2 separate regions of the Homo sapiens genome follow, and region 2 is linked to region 1. Evidence: read pairs that join two places in POLR2A ChIA-PET (ENCODE). Cell type or tissue: GM12878. All regions are shown on one strand. Each heading gives the region's core, and the rest is flanking DNA. Links, peaks and the distances in the headings are about the cores only.

The links. ChIA-PET counts read pairs that join two places held together with the same protein. Peaks named below come from ENCODE experiments on the same cell type or tissue, not always from the same donor. Only the 100,000 strongest peaks of a DNase experiment are listed, where the experiment ranks them.
Region 2: POLR2A ChIA-PET joins it to region 1 with 8 read pairs; 2 of 35 experiments call an interaction of 5 or more read pairs at or near these places.

The regions. Positions count from the first base shown.
Region 1 is chr3:196,454,474-196,460,535 of GRCh38, forward strand. No RefSeq gene overlaps it. Among named protein-coding and RNA genes, the nearest start is that of UBXN7, 25 kb to the left of the region's middle. In GM12878, for the core only: no CTCF peak of the experiment used is centred there; a DNase peak (open chromatin) is centred at 3,338; H3K27ac peaks cover 825 bases.
Region 2 is chr3:196,699,638-196,706,585 of GRCh38, forward strand. CEP19 (centrosomal protein 19) reads right to left here. Exons shown (of 3, transcript NM_032898.5): 3 at 6,640-6,948. Among named protein-coding and RNA genes, the nearest start is that of CEP19, 9.1 kb to the right of the region's middle. In GM12878, for the core only: no CTCF peak of the experiment used is centred there; no DNase peak of the experiment used is centred there.

The DNA of each region.
Region 1 (6,062 bases), core at 974-5,973:
TTTTATGAGAAATAAATTCTATTTTACAATTTAGGAGAGAGGTTAGGGCTACACAGCTAGAAGCAGAATTTGGCCAGGCACAGTGGCTCACGCCTGTAATCCCAGATACTCGGGAGGCTGAGGCAGGAGAATTGCTCGAACCTGGGAGGTGGAGGTTGCAGTGAGCTGAGATTGTGCCATTGCACTCCAGCCTGGGTGACACAGCGAGACTGCATCTCAAAAAACAAAGAAAACAAAACAAAAAATAGAAGCAGAATTTGAATCCATGTCTATCTGATTCTAGGATCCTGTCCTTGCCATCTCATTGTACAATACCTACAGGCATTTTAAAAGTGTAACTTGAATGTTCCAGTTCTTATCAGCCTAGGGGTGCAAATAAGGTCACATCAGCACTTACCCACAATTTTGCTGGCAGGTCACCCCTCATTTGCTCACACAGAACCTCAGCTTCCTTCAAAATGCCTCCCCAAAAGATTCTTGTAGCTATCCAAGAACGAGTTTCCTTTATTAAGTACTGCCGCGCTCTCATCTCCTTGGCAAGGAGAACTGACACGAACATGATATTCTTGCTGCTTGCTGTGCCATGAGTAATAAAGTCCTTTTTCTCATACCAGGAATTTGATGTCTTCTGCCAACACTCATGAAGCAGTAATAGGCTAACTTATTAGCTTGTGAGTAGGGTAAAATCATCCCAGCCCTGACACATGGCACAGGCTTGAGGTCAGGTGCTATGTGGTGGCAACCACAAGAAGCTGTTGAGAGTCCAGTGACAACTGGGTACTATAGGCCGGGCCCAGTGGCTCCCGCCTGTAATCCCAGCACTTTGGGAGGCTGAGGCAGGAGGACTGCTTGAGCCCAGGAGTTTGAGATCACCCTGAGCAATATAGGGAGATTTTTTTTTTTTTTTTTGAGACAGAGTCTCACTCTGTTGCCCAGGCTGGAGTGCAGTAGCGTGATCTCGGCTCACTACAACCTCTGCCTCCCAGGCTTAAGTGATTCTCCCACTTCCACCTCCTGAGTAGCTGGGATTACAGGCTCTTGCTGCCACACCCGGCTAATTTTTTTGTATTTTAGTAAAGATGGGGTTTCATCATGTTGCCCAGGGTGGTTTTGAACTGAGCTCAGCCAATCCACCTGCCTTGGCCTCCCAAAGTGCTGGGATTACAGGCAAGAGCCACCGCGCCCGACCAATATAGGGAGATCTTGTCTCTACCATTTTTTTTTTTTTTAATTAGCTGGGCATGGTAGTGCATGGCTGTGGTCTCAGCCACTTAGGAGGCTGAGGTGGGAGGATCATTTGACCCAGGAGTTTGAGGTTGCAGTCAGACGAGATCACGTCACGGCACTCCAGCCTGGGCAACAGAGGGATACCTTTTCTCTAAAAAAACTAGAAGAAAGAACTGGTTGCTGTAGCAGTGGCTGCCATAAGAAAAAGGTAAACCAGAGGAATCGAAAGAAGTGTCTCTACTGTCTCTCTCTGCAAATCTCATTAGCCACTGTCCTGCTTACTCTCAATGAAGACTAGGAAAGCTAGTGCTGTCAAGCAAGAACTCCTTTGACGGCTGGGCGCGGTGGCTCACGCCTGTAATCCCAGCACTTTGGGAGGCCGAGGCAGGCAGATCACCTGAGGTCAGGAGTTTTGAGACCAGACTGGCCAACATGGAGAAACCCCATCTCTACTAAAAATACAAAAATTAGCTGGGCATGGTGGCACATACCTGTAGTCCCAGCTACTTGGGAGGCTGAGGCAGGAGAATCACTTGAACCCGGGAGGAAGAGGTTGCAGTGAGCCGAGATCGTGCCGCTGCACTCCAGCTTGGGTGACAGAGTGAGACTCCATCTCAAAAAAAAAAAAAAAAAAAAAAAAAAAGAACTGCATTTTCTGGTATGAAATCACTGATATGAGCTGACTTACTTTCTTTTTTTTTTTTTTTTTGAGACAGAGTTTCACTCTTGTTGCCCAGGCTGGGGTGGAGTGCAATGGTGTGATCTTGGCTCACTGCAACCTCCACCTCCCGGGTTCAAGTGATTCTCCTGCCTCAGCCTCCCAAGTAGCTGGGATCACAGGCAGGTGCCTCCACACTTGGCTAATTTTGTATTTTTAGTAGAGATGGGGTTTCTCCCTGTTGGTCAGGCTGGTCTTGAACTCCCAACCTCAGGTGATCCGCCCACCTGGGCCTCCCAAAGTGCTGGGATTACAGGCGAGAGCCACTGCACCCGGCCATGAGCTGACTTTCAAAATATGAGGCTGTCAATGACTGTTGGTTTTCAGGGGTGTATTCAATGAACCAAGTTGTCCCTGACTGATGTGATAGATTTATAAACTGTTCTAGTGGTTACTTGTTGGCACAGCTATAGAACAATCTATCTTTTCCTAGGAGTGTGGGAACTCTGATTTGCATTTGGAAATGTTTCTGTAACTCATTATATAGAAAGGGTCAATCTTCCTAATATACAAAGACCACCTAAGGTTGGGGGCAGTGGCCCACCCTCACAATCCCAGCACTTTGGGAGGCCAACGTGGTAGGACTGCTTGAGGCAAGGAGTTGGAGAAGAGTCTGGGCAACATAGTGAGACCCTGTCTCTACCACCCACCCTGCCAAAAAAAAAATTCAGCCAGTTATTGTTGCTCACTCATGTAGTCCCAGCTAATAGGGAGGCTGATGTAGAAGGATCGCTTGAGCCCAGGGGATCAAGGCTGTAGCGAGCTATGATCACGCCACTGCACTCCAGCCTGGGAAACAGCAACATCCTGTTAAAAAAAAAAAAAAAAAAAAAAAGCCCCTAGAAATTGAGAAGAAAACGACCAACAAACCAATAGAAAAATAGGAAAATAACTCAAATAATTACAAATGGCTCAGAACACTGGGGGACAAAAACCTAACCTCAACCCCATTCATAATAAATGTTTTCTCTTTTTTTTTTTTTTTTTTTTTTGAAACAGAGGTTTTGGTCTGTTGCCCAGGCTGGAATGCAGTGGTACAATCTCAGCTCACTGCAACCTCTGCCTCCCGGGTTCAAGCGATTCTCCTGCCTCAGCCTCCCGAATAGCTAGGATTACAGGTGTGCACCACCATACCCAGCTAATGTATTTTTAGTAGAGACAGGGTTTCTCCATGTTGGCCAGGCTGGCCTCGAACTCCTGACCTCAGGTGATCTGCCTGCCTCAGCCTCCCAAAGTGCTGCAATTACAGCCGTGAGCCACCGGGCCTGGCCACGAATGATTTTTTAAAGCCAAAGAAAAGAGCAGTGGTTAGTTCAGAACCTTTTTGGTTGCCTTAGAAACTTAGGGTTTTTGCTATTACATAACATTAAAATTGCCACTTCCTCCTCTAAAGACCTAAGTCTGAGATAATTAGCCCTCATCTTTTTTTCAGACTGTGACCTATTCTTCTCAGCCCCAAAGGAAAATTTGTTTTTAAGATCATGCTTTAAAAAGTACTACTGGTTTGCGCCCAATGCTTGGCAAGTAAAAAACAAATAAAAAGTACTATTAGTTTAAAAAGTTAAAGTCTTCTAAAATCAAACTAGCTAAATTCATGTATTTTTAGCTTTATCCAAATAAAAGATTTAAAATGTTTTCTAAGCATTTGCCAGTAGAAGGAATCAATTCATTTTTTTTTTGTTTATAAGATGCTTTTCCAGAAGTTATTCTTGAGATTCTGAGATTTTTAAGCACCGTTTTCAAGTCAATAAACTGATAATAGTGTTGTACAAATTACAGCACCTCGAGCTCTTTGTGGGTGGAAAGGTTCTCTCACATGTTAAAACCAAGTTGATTTAATATCATGTCAGTGCCTCTTGCTAGGATTGTTACACAACTCCCCTCTCTTGATTTGTTGTAATGTAGGTTTACTCTGGAGAGTTACTTCATTATGATCTATTTTTAATTAATTCCAATGCCCTCCTTTTTTTTTTTTTTTTTTTTTTTGAGATGGAGTCTTGCTGTGTCGCCCAGACTGGAGTGCAATGGTGTGATCTCGGTTCACTGCAACCTCCACCTCCCAGGTTCAGGCGATTCTCCTGCCTCAGCCTCCCAAGTAGCTGGGACTACAGGCACCTGCCATCATGCCTGGCTAATTTTTGTATTTTTAGTAGAGACGGGGTTTCACCATGTTGGCCAGGATGGTCTCGATCTCTTGACCTCATGATCTGCCCACCTCGGCCTCCCAAAGTGCTGGGATTACAGGCGTGAGACACTGTGCCTGGCAAATGCCCTCCTTTTAATAGACAGATCAGGCTGGGCACAGTGGCTCACGCCTGTAATCCCAGCAGTTTGGGAAGCTGAGGTGGGTGGATCACCTGAGGTAAGGAGTTCAAGACCAGCCTGGCCAATATGATGAAATCCCATGTTTACTAAAAATACAAAAATTAGCCAGGCGTGGTGGCACGCGCCTGTAATCCCAGCTACTCTGGAGGCTGAGGCAGGAGAATCGCTTGAACCTAGGAGGCAGAGGTTACAGTGAGCCGAGATTGTACCGCTGCACTCCAGCCTGGGAAAAAAAAAAAGATCAAATCTTATCCTGGTGTTCTATTATTTCTGGATTGTATCCTTCTAGGAGCTCTGGGAATTTAGTGATGATGTCTGATGGCTTAATTTCCTATGGAGGAAATTTCAAAGAGGGTTCACCTGGTAGGTGAGGAATTGTGGGATTTGTAGGGCTTGTAGGGGCATAGGAAAATGGGACAATGGTAGCTTTAGGTGACCACCCGTTTGTGTATGGGGATGGCAGACACAATCTTATTCTCTGAATCATCAGCTCTGGACATAATCAGAACAACAACAACAACAAAAACTAAAGAATTGGAAGTGCTTTCTGCAGGTACTTAAAGGTTCTCTAGGTGGCCGGGCACGGTGGCTCATGCTGGTAATCCCAGCACTTTGGGAGGCCGAGGCGGGTGGATCACTTGAGGTCAGGAGTTCGAGACCAGCCTGGCCAACATGGTGGAACCCCGTCTCTACTAAAAATACAAAAATTAGCTGGGCATGGTGGTGAGCGCCTGTAGTTCCAGCTACTCAGGAGGCTGAGGCAGGAGAGTCACTTGAACCTGGGAGGCAGAGGTTGCAGTGAGCCGAGATCATGCCACTGCACTCCAGCCTGGGTGACAAAGCAAGACTCCATCTCAAAAACATAAAATAAATGAAAATAAAGGTTCTCCAGTTTTCTCCTATAGATCCTTCATGAGGCTTAACTTCTCCTGGGAATTTGTGGATAAGCATCATTTTTCCACACATACTAACACCCATCTTGTCTAGATAGGAGCGTTATAGGTTTTTGCCTTAGACGTTTCAAGACACCTTAGTCCAGAATCTATTAAAGGAAAACATCTCTGGTGTGTTTTCTTTCCCCCTCTTGTCTTGCAGCGTCAAGCCTGCCATTCTAAACTCTGCTGATATAAAAACCATTTGCCCAGACTCCTTTGCCAGTTGGCTTCTTGTAAAGTTCTATCAATAAGCGGTTCTAGGAAGGAGGAAAGGAAAAGGGGGCTACTTTTTTTTTTTTTTTTTTTTTGAGACGGAGTCCTGTTGCATCACCCAGGCTGGAGTGCAGTGGCATGGTCTCGGCTCACTGTGACCTCCGTCTCCCAGGTTCAAGCGATTCTCCTGCCTCAGTCTCCTGAATAGCTGGGACTACAGGCGTGTGCCACCACACTGGCTAATTTATTGTATTTTTAGTAGAGACGGGGTTTCACCATGTTGGCCAGGCTGGTCTTGAACTCCTGACCTAGTGATCTGCCCCCCTCGGCCTCCCAAAGTGCTGGGATTACAGGCGTGAGCCACTGCGCCTGGCCAAGGAGGCTTCTTTCTTCTTTGTTCCTCTTGTCCATGTTGCCCAGCAGTGCCAGTTGACTCCAGCCTCCAAATTATTCCAGCTCTTCTAGAAGTAGACTCACTGGGACATTTCAGAGGTAGCAGCAGCAGCTGGGAGGTATTTCCTCCTCAGAGATCTGCACACTTCTGCAGGGTCTGCGGGGTCCACCTACCCCAGCCCTCAACTCCTACATTCTAGTGATTGAAACCCTTCCCTTCAGTTTCTCAGCAGCCGCTTCCTCCGCTTATC
Region 2 (6,948 bases), core at 824-5,823, 250 kb after region 1:
TCTCCATTTTGCCACTCATCAATGTTCCCAGGATCTTTCAACATCTGAGCTGTTGCTCCTTTAGACTCCTCGATTTCACAGGACTCTGTAACTTTCTTGATTTCCTGTACTTCCCTCTCTATCTGTCTTGGTTTGGAATGTGAAGAGGCCGGATCTGATTAGCACCAGGGCTTCTAAACTTCTGAGATCTCTTTACTCAGCATTCCCCTTCTATGACCCAATTGCTTTACCTATTTTCTCCCAAGCAAACCTGCCACAAGTTGCTAGAACTGCCCTGTGCAACGAGTCAGCCCCTGTCATTTTACACGCTGTCTGCTGGCTCCACAGGACTCTATCCAGCCTTAGATTCCAAGCTCCACTGCTTTGCGCTGCCCTTGCCAGCTTCCCGGCCTTCCTCAGTCCCTGATGCCTGCTCTGTCCACTGTATCAGTCTCTTCCCGGAGGTCTCCCGGCCTATTCTTGAGAGACAGTTGGTCCACATTGTGTCCAGAGATGGGAGAGGCTAATGGAAGAGGCTTATTCCCTTGTTAATGGAATTTTTTGCTGCAAGAAACAGAAAAATACCAATTTAAATTGTTTTTTATCTTTATTATCTTTATTTATTTATTTATTTGGACAGAGTCTTGCTCTGTCTCCAGGCTGGACTGCAATGGTGCAATCTGGGCTCACTGCGACCTCTGCCTCCCAGGTTCAAGCGATTCTCCTGCCTCAGCCTCCTGAGTAGCTGGGACTACAGGCATGCTCCACCATGCCCGGCCAATTTTTGTATTTTTAGTAGAGATGGGGTTTCACCATGTTGGCCAAGCTGATCTCGAACTCTTGACCTCAGGTGATCCGCCTGCTTTGGCCTCCCACAGTGCTGAGATTACAGGTGTGAGCCACTGTGTCCAGCCTAAATTGGTTTTTGAAATGTGAAATTTGGCCGGGTGCAGTGGCTCATGCCTATAATCCCAGCGCTTTGGGAGGCCAAGGCGGGCAGATCACAAGGTCAGGAGTCTGAGACCAGCCTGGCCAACATGGTGAAATCCCATCTCTACTAAAAATACAAAAATTTCTGGGCGTGGTGGCGGGCGCCTGTAGTCCCAGCTACTCGGGAGGCTGAGGCAGGAGAATCGCTTGAACCCGGGAGGTGGAGGTTGCAGTGAACCGAGATCGCACCACTGCACTCCAGCCTGGGAGACAGAGCAAGACTCTGTCTCAATCAATCAATCAATCAATCAATAAAATGGGAAATTTGTTAATTCATATAACGAGGTAGGGCAGCCTCCATGTGCAGCATATCAGGGTTCTGTATCCTTCTTTCTGTGATTCTCTTTGTTCTGCCCTCATTAATGATGACTGTCATCCTCAGGCTGGCAACAAAACGACCACAGTATTTCCCAATATCACATTCAGACACAACCACGTCTAGAGAAGCAGAGAGGCCTTTTCTTTTCTCCCACAAATATAGAACACCTTTCTACAGTTGATCTCAGCCGAAAGGCAGAGAAGAAATCTAGAACATCTTTCTCACAAGTCCTCATAGATGCTGCTTTCACATCTCATTGGTCAGAAACAGGTAATGTGCCCATCTCTAAACAAATCACAGACAATGGAATGGGATCACTGGTATTTCTTTATTATTCATTTTTAAATTTTATTCTTTATTTATTTCTTTTTCTTTTCTTTTTTTTTTTTTGAGAGAGAGTTTCACTCTTGTTGCCCAGGCTGGAATGCAATGGCACGATCTCGGCTCACTGCAACCTCTGCCTTCCAGGTTCAAACGATTCTCCTGTCTCAGCCTCCCAAGTAGCTGGGATTACAGGCATGTGCCACCATGCCTGGCTAATTTTGTATTTTTAGTAGAGACGGGGTTTCTCCATGTTGGTCAGGCTGGTCTCAAACTCCCAACCTCAGGTGATCTGCCCACCTCAGCCTCCCAAAGTGCTGGGATTATAGGCATGAGCCACTGCACCTGGCCTATTCTTTATTTCTTTTAGAGACAGCGTCATTCTGTCTCTCACCCAGCCTGGAGTGCAGTGGAATAATCATAGCTCACTGCGGCCTTGAACTCCTGGCTCAAGCAATCCTCCTGCCCCAGCCTCCCAAGTAGTTGGAACTACAGGTGTGCTAATTTTTTAAAATTTCTGTAGAGATGGGCAGGGAGCACTCTCACTATATTGCCCAGGCTGGTCTTGAACTCCAGGCCTCAAGCAATCCTCTCACCTCGGCTTCTCAAAGTGCTGGGATTACAGGCATGAGCACACCGTGCCCAGAGATTTATTTAGATCAGTCAGGATTTGCCTCCGGATCTGAGACTTGTGTGGGAGGCTTATACTTGAACAACAAAATTGGACTTCTGCAGGCAATAAAGAAGGAGATTAAGGATGTTGAGTAGGTAATCAGCAGTATCTGCTATAGTGTGAAATGGTGGACCATTGAGAGGAAGACTTTATAAACACTTTTCAGCTTGAAGGTCGCTAATTTAACCATTAACGGTCTCTTCTTGTAAATTTGACCATGGGAAGTTCTTTTGTTAGTTTGTCGGTTGTTTTTTCAGGGGAGATGGTGAGGATGGGGGAGATTCTTTTTAATTTCTAACTCCTGGCCGGGTGCAATGGCTCACGCCTGGAATCCCAGCACTTTGGGAGGCCGAGGTGGGCGGATCACAAGGTCAGGAGTTTGAGACCATCCTGACGAACATGAAACCACGTCTCTACTAAAAATAAAAAATTAGCTGGGTGCGGTGGCTCACGCCTGGAATCCCAGCACTTTGGGAAGCCGAGGCGGGCGAATCACTTGAGGTCAGGAGTTCAAGACCAGCCTGACCAACATGGTGAAACCACATCTCTACTAAAAATACAAAAATTAGCCAGGCATGGTGGCGGGTGCCTGTAATCCCAGCTACTCGGGAGGCTGAGGCAGGAGAATCACTGAACCTGGGAGGTGGAGGTTGCAGTGAGCCAAGATCTCACCACTGTACTCCAGCCTGGGCGACAAAGTTAGATTCCATCTCAAAAAAAAAAAAAAAAAAAAAAGTAACTCCTGGATTATCCATTTTTGTTTGACATCCCCAGAATATACTTTCTCCATCTATGTTGAACATATCCAACCTTAGCCTTGCATCTGAAAAAAGGTCCTCTGCTCACCTGCTCTTTTCACCCTAACTACTCCCTCTCTCCTATGCTTCTTCCCATCTCGCTCTAATCCCATGGCTCTGCTTGCGCCATTTAGGGGAACACAGAAATCGTTAACCTCAACCTGCTGTCGGCATCATAAACTGACCTGACCATAACTACATCAGTCTTTTGTCTTGTTCTTCCTTCTCCTTGAAAGCTGTCTGTTTCCAGACATCCTGAGGAGTTTCCACAGAGTAAATACTCAAAAGTGTTTACTGAATAAATGCATTTATTCTGTCCCTTCTCCAGCCTTTTTCAACCTCCACCTTTGTGTGGGCGCAAGGAATTTTTACATGTATTTTTGGTCCCCCTTGCTCAGTCTTCAAACAATGGTCTGCAGACATTTGTTTTCTATTTTTTAACAGCTTTATCGAGACATAATTTATATAGCTCAGTATATACCATAACATTTACCTGTTTTTAAGTGCACAAATCAATTCAGTGAATTTATAGAATTGTGAAAACAAGACACAATCCAGTTTTAAAGTGTTTGCATCAACCTCCAAAAAATCATCTCCCATCCCCAGCCCCAGGCAGCCATAATCAATTCCCATCCCCAGACCCAGGCAGCCATAATCAATTCCCATCCTCAGCCCCAGGCAGCCATAATCAATTCCCATCCCCAGCCCCAGGCAGCCATAATCAATTCCCATCCCCAGCCCCAGGCAGCCATAATCAATTCCCATCCGCAGCCCCAGGCAGCCATAATCAATTCCCATCCCCAGCCCCAGGCAGCCATAATCAATTCCCATCCGCAGCCCCAGGCAGCCATAATCAATTCCCATCCCCCGCCCCAGGCAGCCATAATCAATTCCCATCCCCAGCCCCAGGCAGCCATAATCAATTCTCATCCCCAGCCCCAGGCAGCCATAATCAATTCCCATCCGCAGCCCCAGGCAGCCCTCATCTGCTTTCTGTCTCTATAGAGCTGCTTTAAAAAAAAATATTTCATGGCCGGGTGCAGTGGCTCATGCCCGTAATCCCAGCACCTTGGGAGGCCAAGGCGGGTGGATCACCTGAGGTCAGGAGTTTGAGACCAGCCTGGCCAACATGGCGAAACCTCATCTCTACTAAAAATACAAAAATTAGCCAGGCGTGGTGGCGGGCGCCTGCAGTCCCAGCTACTGGAGAGGCTGAGGCAGGAGAATCGCTTGAATCTGGGAGGCAGAGGTTGCAGTGAGCCAAGATCACATCACTACACTCCAGCCCGGGCAACAGAGTGAGTCTCCATCTCAAAAAAAAAAAAAAAAGAAAAGAAAAATCTTGTGGGGAATGCCTTTCTACGTATGACAAAAGGTGCAGATGTGTAGAGAAAAATATTCATAAATTTTACCACATTAAACAATTCTACCAGGAAAAAATATCAAATTTTTTTAAATGACAAGGTGGAAATATTTGCAACTTATTTCATAGACTAAGGACTAATTTCCTTGATAAACAACTTTTATAAATCTGTAAGAAAAAGACCAGCAACCCAATAAAAAAATGAACAAAGGACTTAAGTTATTTCATAAAAAATGGGTCTTGGCCGTGTGCGGTGGCTCACGCCTGTAATCCTAGCACTTTGGGAGGCCGAGGTGGGCGGATCATGAGGTCAAGAAATCAAGACCATCCTGGCCAACATGGTGAAGCCCTGTCTCTACTAAAAATACAAAAATTAGCCTGGCATGGTGGTGCATGCCTGTAGTCCCAGCTACTCAGGAGGCTGAGGTGGGAGAATTGCTTGAACCCAGGAGGGCTGCAGTGAGCTGAGAGGTTGCAGTGAGGTTGCAGTGAGCTGAGATCGCACCACTGCACTCTGGCCTGGCGACAGAGCGAGACTCAGTCTAAAAAAAAAAAAAAAATGGTTCTTAAATATATGATACTCAGACCCCCTCAAAATAAGAGAAATGCAAATCAAAACTATAAGATACCATTTTTATATTAGAATATTGGCAAAACTCAAAAAGTTTGATAACATTCTCCATTGATGAGTATATGGGGGAAATGGGTACTCAAATGTATTGCTGATAGTTTAAGTTGGTACAACCTTCGTGGTAAGTACTACGCATTGGTAAAATGCACTCCAACCTCATCTCCTACCATTTCTTCTCTTGCACAATTTGTATTAGCCACATTGGCCTCCTGCTCCTCCTCAAACATGCAAGGCACACTCCAGCCCCAGGGCTAATACACTTACCTTTCCCCGCTAATCCTGAAATGCATACCAATTTTTCCTTGCCTCCTTCAGGCCTTTGCTCATCATGTGATCTAAAACAGTGGCTCCCATCCCCTCTATCATTCTCCTTTTCATCCCATTTTGAGCACTTACCATCTGATGACACTATTCTATGCATTTATGTCTCTGCTCTCCAACTGTAAACCCAGGACTTTGCTGTATATACTGCTGTAACCCCAAACTCCAGAACAGTACAGGCTTAGAATGTAGTAAGTGCTTATTAACTACAAATAATGAATGAATGAACGTCTATTGGTGACAACTTAGTATCTATTAAAACTTAGAATGCACATACTTAGTAATTCCCCTTTAGGCATTTATCTAATAGATATCCTTGCATATGTGCAAAACAGAGAATGTACAAGGTTATTTGTTGTAGCACTGTTTGTAGTCATGAAAGGAGAAAACAACCCAAGGATAAATTTTTTTTTTTTTTTTTGAGACAGAGTTTCACTCTTGTTGCCCAGGCTGGAGTGCAATAATGGCATGACCTCGGCTCACCACAACCTCCACCTCCCGGGTTCAAGCGATTCTCCTGCCTCAGCCTCCGGAGTAGCTGGGATTACAGGCATGCACCACCACACCCGGCTAATTTTGTATTTTTAGTAGAGACGGGGTTTCTTCATGTTGGTCAGGCTGGTCTTGAACTCCCAACCTCACGTGATCTGCCCGCCTCAGCCTCTCAAAGTGCTGGGATTACAGGCATGAGCCACTGCGCCCAGCAACCCAAGGACAAATTTTAAAATAAGTTACCTATAGCCAGGCACAGTGGCTCACATCTGTAATCCTAGCACTTTGGTAGGCTGAGGTGGGTGGATCACTTGAGCCCAGGAGTTCCAGACAAGCCTAGGCAACATGGTGAAACCCTGTCTCTACAAAAAATACAAAAATTAGCCAGGTGTGGTGGTGGGCACCTGTACTCACAGCTACTTGGGAGGCTGAGAGGGGAGGCTCACTTGAGCCCAGGAGGTTGAGGCTTTGGTGAGCTGTGATCATGCCACTGCACTCCAGCCTGGGTGACAGAGTGAGACCCTGTCTCAAATAAAAAATAAACTACCTATATCTATACAATAAAGAATAAAGGAATACTATGTAGATATGGAAAGATCTCTAATTCAGAAAATTATTTGGCTCCCTTTGGCTACTGTATGTATGAGATCTGACTATTTCAAAACTCTGGTGATATCACTACAAGAATGAGCTCCCTTTTAATGAAGTGCTTAATGGTAAGGAGAGTGGAAGTGAACAGGTAGAAACACTGAGTAATTATTTTCAGTTTTATTTAATAAACATCAATTTCCTTGTAGAAAACATAGAATTTCTACCAACTAAACAATATTGTAATAAGGATAAATGTATCAAATCACAGATAATGTTGTTAAACGAAGATGCTGTCTTGCAGATCCATTCATGAACAGGCCTAAACTGGCAGTGCCTATTGTTCATTTATTATGGGTGGATTTCCCATTTTACAAACAAACCTTTTATTTATGGGAAGAGGTTCAGCGTTTCGCAATGTCTTTAGTATGTATTTCCCGATACCGGAGGGGCAGAATTCCCCCTCTGTCCATC